2 separate regions of the Mus musculus genome follow, and region 2 is linked to region 1. The links are chromatin loops, found by intact Hi-C in ENCODE. Cell type or tissue: left cerebral cortex. All regions are shown on one strand. Links, peaks and the distances in the headings refer to the core of each region. The heading gives the core; the rest is flanking DNA.

Region 1 (2,923 bases), core at 281-2,780:
CCAGCTGGTGCATTTATGGTTTATTTTAATTCATGTGTGCTTAAGTTCGTGGGTGTGAACATGTGTGTTACGTGAGTGTGTATGCACGTGTGTGCATGTGCCTAAGGAGGTTAGATCTCAATGCCAGGTGTCTTCCTCAATCCCTCCTTACCTTATTTTTTAGACAGTCTCTGACTGAACTTGGAGCTCACTGATTGGCTACACTGCCTGACTTCCTGTCCCCACCTTCTTATGGTTTTTGAGCATGCCCTGCTGCCACCCAGCTTTCCTACTTGGAGGTGCTGGTGATCCAAAATTTGCTTCTCATGTGTGTGCAGCAAGCACTTCCCAGCTAAACCATTCCCGTCCTCCAAACACGTTGTTGCCTTACCGTGCTTTTAACTTACGATAGACTCATCGGTGCTTTAACACTGTTAGGAGTCATAGTGCACCTCAGTCTGTCTGTCTGTCTGTCTGTCTGTCTGTCTCACCTGTTTGTTTGCATGTCTCTTCCCCAGCTCTGCCCCTGCCTGCACCGTTCCTGTTCTGTCCAGACATCCAGTGTCGGGACTAGACTTTTAGCGAGTGATTAAATGAAACTAAGAGGGAAACACATGTTGGCTATATTCAATATGTGATGAAGAAAGAACTTAGGAAAGATGTTAGGCACACTGTCCCTGTATCTGTGGAGGAAGAAAGTTCTCTAAGCCACTAGTTAAAGGACAATCTTCCCAAAATAAGCCTTGGCCTGCACATAAGCTACATGTTCTTGCAGTTTCAAAGCCATACCTTCATGGCCTATTGAGAATACTCCCACTCTTTTCTGTTTCAGACTTATTGAGCAGCTAATATATGTCAGACTCTCTAGAAGGCACTTTACACGCATCAGTTCTTCCCATTTTTACAGGCTGTGGCAGATAATAGCCTCTTTTTATGAAAGAGTTTCAAAGATCTGAGCAGTTGACCAAGGTCGAATGCCAGAGCCAAGATTAGAGCATAGCTCTGTTCGCTCCAGTGCTCTCTCCATGACATCTCTCCATCTAGAAAGCATCCTCCTGTCTGTGGGCAGGCATCCTTGCTCTTCTGTACTGCCATCATACCTTGTTCATACAAAGAACACAGCACTGATTCTCATTATAGAGTTCCCAGCCCAGCTGCTACACTGTACCTCCTTGGGACAGAACTATAGCTGGCGCTTTCTTGTATCCTCAGTACCTATCACTCAGAGCAGACTCAGCTGATGTCTGTCCTAAGCTGACTCTGGGAAGAGAGAGAGGCATACTGTCCACTTTCTTCATAGTCCCCAAACTCTAAAAATAGCAGTGTTCCTGATTAAATAGCAGTAGAACTGTAAGAATTTTAAAAGTGCACAAGTATTCTTCCAGTCTCTGATGGAATGTAGAGAACATACACGTTTTCTCTGCCTGTATAACACTTGGACGCAGTCAGTCAATTGAGACCCGCTGTGTTACTGTGGATGATAGACACAAAAGTAGATGCCAGTGGCTGTGTGGTAGCAGCATGCTGGTGGAGTATTTGTTCGGCTCCAAGCAGCAGCTGGATGTGGCTACAGGATGAATCACTAAATAAGCGGTTATTAAATACCTACCACACACACAGTATCAGTCACTGCAGAGTAGCCATGGTAACCATGCAGAAATGGCATTGGAGGATTCCACCCTCAGACTGCTTAGAGTCTAGTCAACACAGCTCGCACACAAATCCATAGGATAGCGGAGGTGCTCAAATATTTAAAGACACCTACCTACTGAGGAAGGGCTTTGAAGTTGAGTCAGGAATGCTTCTGGTAAGAAGGGTTAAGAAGGACGCCATGCATGCCTGGCCATTCAGCTGGAATATAAGAGTGGGGACAGATATCTTAAGTCAAAGGAGGGCCCTGATGAAGGAGCGGGGTGAGGAGTCAAGCTGGGTACGGGGCACTTGTCTGTGCTAGGTAGAGGAACAGCGTCACTTGGAAAAGCAGGCTGCTGCCAGGGTGCCCTATGGCCTTGAATGTCAGAGTATACAAATTGCATTTCACTGCTAGTTCTTCGGTAAGGGAATAAGATGGTTGTGATTCTGTGGCCATCTCCCCATGTCCATGTGTTCTAAACCCAAGAGTTCAGGTCACCACAGATCAAGAATACTTTGGAAAAAAACTAAACATGTATAGAATTTTGTCTTGTCATTATTTCCTAAACAATGCAATATAACTATTTTCATGGTGTTTACATTTGGAAGAGGTATTTTAAAATATATATTTAAAGTACCTAGAGAATTTGCATAAGTACATGCGTACCCATTTTTGTAAGGAACTTGGGCTCCTATGTGTTTTGGTATCTTGGAATCCTGGAATACATCTCCCACAGGACCACAGGAGAATACATTTTTGAAAGGATGGCAGCATCAGAGTGAATTTCCAAGGGAGAGACTAGAGTGGAGAGACTGGCTATTTTGTGTCTGTTGATAATGCTAGGTCTTGGCTGATCACACAGCAGTGGAAGTCGATTGAAAAGTCTTCTCTGAAACTCCAGCATGGTTTTAGACCCACTGGTAAGCCAAAAAGAAAGCCTAAGGAGCCATCACAGACTGGCTTGATAATGCGCAGTGTGAACAAGGAAATCTGTTAACAGCCCTTCAACCAGCTATGAACCGAACAGCATCCCATTGCTTGGTTAATGCATGAGCCAATAGGGTGGAGCCTGGTGCAGAATATGTCAGAGCCTGCAGGGCCAGATAGGAAAACCCCCGAGAAAAGAGGGAATCCAGATGAAATTTACTCCGATGGTAACATCACAACAACCCCTTTCTAAATAGCAAATTGAATTTGCTAAACCAGACATAAATTAGTAGAAGAGAAACAGATGAGCACGGTATTGGAAGGCTAAAGCAGTTGCTAAATGAAGCGCTAACTAGCCATCTTGACTGTCACCCAGCAGGCAGA
Region 2 (2,923 bases), core at 165-2,664, 69 kb before region 1:
TGGCCCAGATTTTACATTCCTAATGGAGGTGCTTTCCTCGACAAAGAGCCTGGCTTACCCTAAAACTTTTGCCAAAGGCAAAGAAGATAACATAGACGCATAGAGACTTTATATCACAGGTCACCGCTCCATGACCTTGACTGTCTTCTCTTGTGAACTATGAAAAACTCCTCATCACTCCTAGGCAGAGGTCTACTGTGTGCAGCCATTCCTCGAATCACCCGAGGACTCAGTACCTAGCACCTGTTATGCCAGGGCTCAAGCAATCACTTGTACTGTATCAAGAATGGAGGTTCTGAAAGTGGACACATGTCAGAAAAATATGTATATTTTCCAAACAAGTCAAATGTTTCCAAATATTTTCCTAAACAGTATCTTACATTGATTTGGTGTGTGGGGGCATTCAGTTTTAACATTTAAGAGCACCAAAATTTGTTGTTTCTAAGTATGTATACATATTTAAAAAAAGCCAAATTCTATATTGTTCGTCTTTCTATCAACAGAAATGTTTTTCCTGAGAAAGCATTCCATCAAAGAAGCAGATGAGGCCAAATACTCCTCCAGTTTCAATTTTCTAGAGGTTAGAGCTATAATGTCATCCCTAGTCCATACTTCATAGCCAGCTCTTTCCATACATTATCAAGACAGAGTCTCACACTGGTTATAAGAATGGTTTATTTGGCAGTTTTAAGAACCGAGTCTTGAAAGGCTGAACACCTGTGGGAATCTGGCTGCCAGAGGTTTGCAGGTGTTCTGACTAATGCTTTGAGAGACCAGCACTAGCAATAACTTGCAGTTTTTCAGGTCTGTGATGGAAAGATTCTGCACCCTGGGTCTCTAATCCTTGGTATTTGGAGGTTACTTAAGAGGGAAATGAAAGGGGAGGGATAGAGCATTCTCAGAGGTTAACCTTTGAACTCCGGGCCAGCCACAGTCAGTAGCAAAGGCACCTTGGTGGTTTTGCTCAAACCCTGAGCTTTCTTGCCTGTAGAAGCTGACAGAATGCCAATATAAGGCCGACTGGCATTCCTTGTTACTGAGGGGGGAAAAAAAGCTCAAAGGAATGTTCTTTTTTCCTTTCAAAGAAGTATCTACAAATTAACATTTTGGGGCATAAAAATAGTTTATGAAGCTTGCAAATTTTTCTGAAAATAAAAATTTGAAGAGCACTCTGGACATTTGTGGCTTAGTCAGAATAGTCACAAAAGGAGGAGATGTGTAGCCCTGTCCTGTAGGGCTAGCTCCGATTATCAGCTGCCGGTCTCCTTCCTTCCCTATGGTAGGACACAGCATATCCAGCTATCCGGAGACAGACTAGCGACTGACATTGTGTCTGTTTCATTCTGGGTCCTCCCAGCGCTGTGCCCACCATCTGGAATACAAGAATACTTCGTCACTATGTTCATCCGTGTGAAGGAATATATTCGGGTCAGCCCATCTGTGATCTGTGTGTTGGAGATCTGTTTATAGGGATAGATGATGCTGAACCACATTAACTCTGGAGTTAGGAGCCAACTTGGGTAAATTGAGATCATCCAATGTGTGGATCCCAATGATGAAGAAACAAGTAACCAAGTGGGTAACATGGTAGCCACAGCTAGTGGGCTGTAAAAGACCGGAAGGAGGTCCCGGCTGAGTAACACGTGTGCAAGGCGATCTTCTTTGCTTCATGCCTTCTCTCCCAGGGCCAGGCATCTTCAGGGTGTGCGCCACTGGTCACACAAAACCAGTGACCAAATGAGGGCCGTTCTGCATACATTTATCATTAAAGCCCACAGAAGGAGCACGTGAGGGTGCGTGCCCTGCTGACTGCGGGTCAGAGAGTTCTTTCTGTATCTCAGGGACAGAAGGTTCAATAAAGATTCAAGTATGGAGACTACTTCACCCTCCAAGTGTGCCAAACTGTGTCAGCCAGAAAACTGCTCCTTAGGGGATACGATTTCCTCCTTTCCCTAAATTAAAAAAATGAACTGTGGACTCTAAAACAATACATGTTATTATCATAGAGAGAGCAAAGAGTAAATAAAGACACTTGCTTAATGAAATAACAGTTCATTTTAACTTAATGGAAGTCATTTTTTTCTGTGCTTCGTTATGGAAATAGGCCACAGTCGGTTTTTCTGCCATTCTTCATAACCTTGTATTATGCTTCCTGTTTATGCTCCTAAGAGCTGTCTTTAAAGAGCCTTAAGGGACATCCTTTAATACTTTCCCTTTAACATAATTATTCATCTATATCACACCCCCTTAGAATGTTTGAGGATTCGGAGATATAGAAAGTTCTTAATGAGATGTGGTTAATGATCTGTGCAAGGTATCACCTGGCTTAGCTAACATAAATTATATTTAATTAGTCATTCTACAGAAGAACACACCTCAGAATAGATTGAGTGCCTAAAACACAGTTTGCTTTTTATGTTTAGTAGTCATAAATAAGATTCTCTTTACAATTTTTATTATGTATCTTTATGTGTATGGGCATTTTGCCTGCATGTGTGTCTGTGCACCACATGTGCGCGGTGCCTGCAGAGGCCAAAACGGTGTCAGATGCCCTGGGACTGGAGTTACAATTGGTTACCAGTGCTCTTAACCACCAAGCCATCTCAGCCCCACAAATAAGTTTCTATGGGTACTATTTTGGGATTTTAAGGGCTTGTTTGGGAGCTGGGGTGACAGGCAGTGGAGTAATTTGCCTTATAATCATGAAAAGTTGAATTTAATCCTGAAAACCCAAATAAAACAGCCAGGTGTGTGGTTCGTGCTTGACTTAGTGGACAGGCAAAGCCTGAGGCTCATTGGTCAATAAGCCCATTTGCTGAACTCCAGGCCAAATAGAGACTCTGTCTCAAAAAAGAGAAAAAAAGAAAAGGAGGATGCCGGAGTAGTGACAGCCAAGTTTGGCCCATTGCTTCCGTGCACACAG

The links. Peaks named below come from ENCODE experiments on the same cell type or tissue, not always from the same donor. Only the 100,000 strongest peaks of a DNase experiment are listed, where the experiment ranks them.
Region 2: it touches region 1 in a loop (1.9-fold over the local background); 2 of 42 quality-filtered maps call a loop at or near these places.

Annotation. Positions count from the first base shown.
Region 1 is chr1:57,872,642-57,875,564 of GRCm38, forward strand. All of the region lies in intron 4 of Spats2l (spermatogenesis associated, serine-rich 2-like), which reads left to right. Among named protein-coding and RNA genes, the nearest start is that of Kctd18, 96 kb to the right of the region's middle. In left cerebral cortex, for the core only: no CTCF peak of the experiment used is centred there; DNase peaks (open chromatin) are centred at 1,598, 2,409 and 2,624.
Region 2 is chr1:57,803,791-57,806,713 of GRCm38, forward strand. All of the region lies in intron 2 of Spats2l (spermatogenesis associated, serine-rich 2-like), which reads left to right. Among named protein-coding and RNA genes, the nearest start is that of Spats2l, 30 kb to the left of the region's middle. In left cerebral cortex, for the core only: no CTCF peak of the experiment used is centred there; a DNase peak (open chromatin) is centred at 1,454.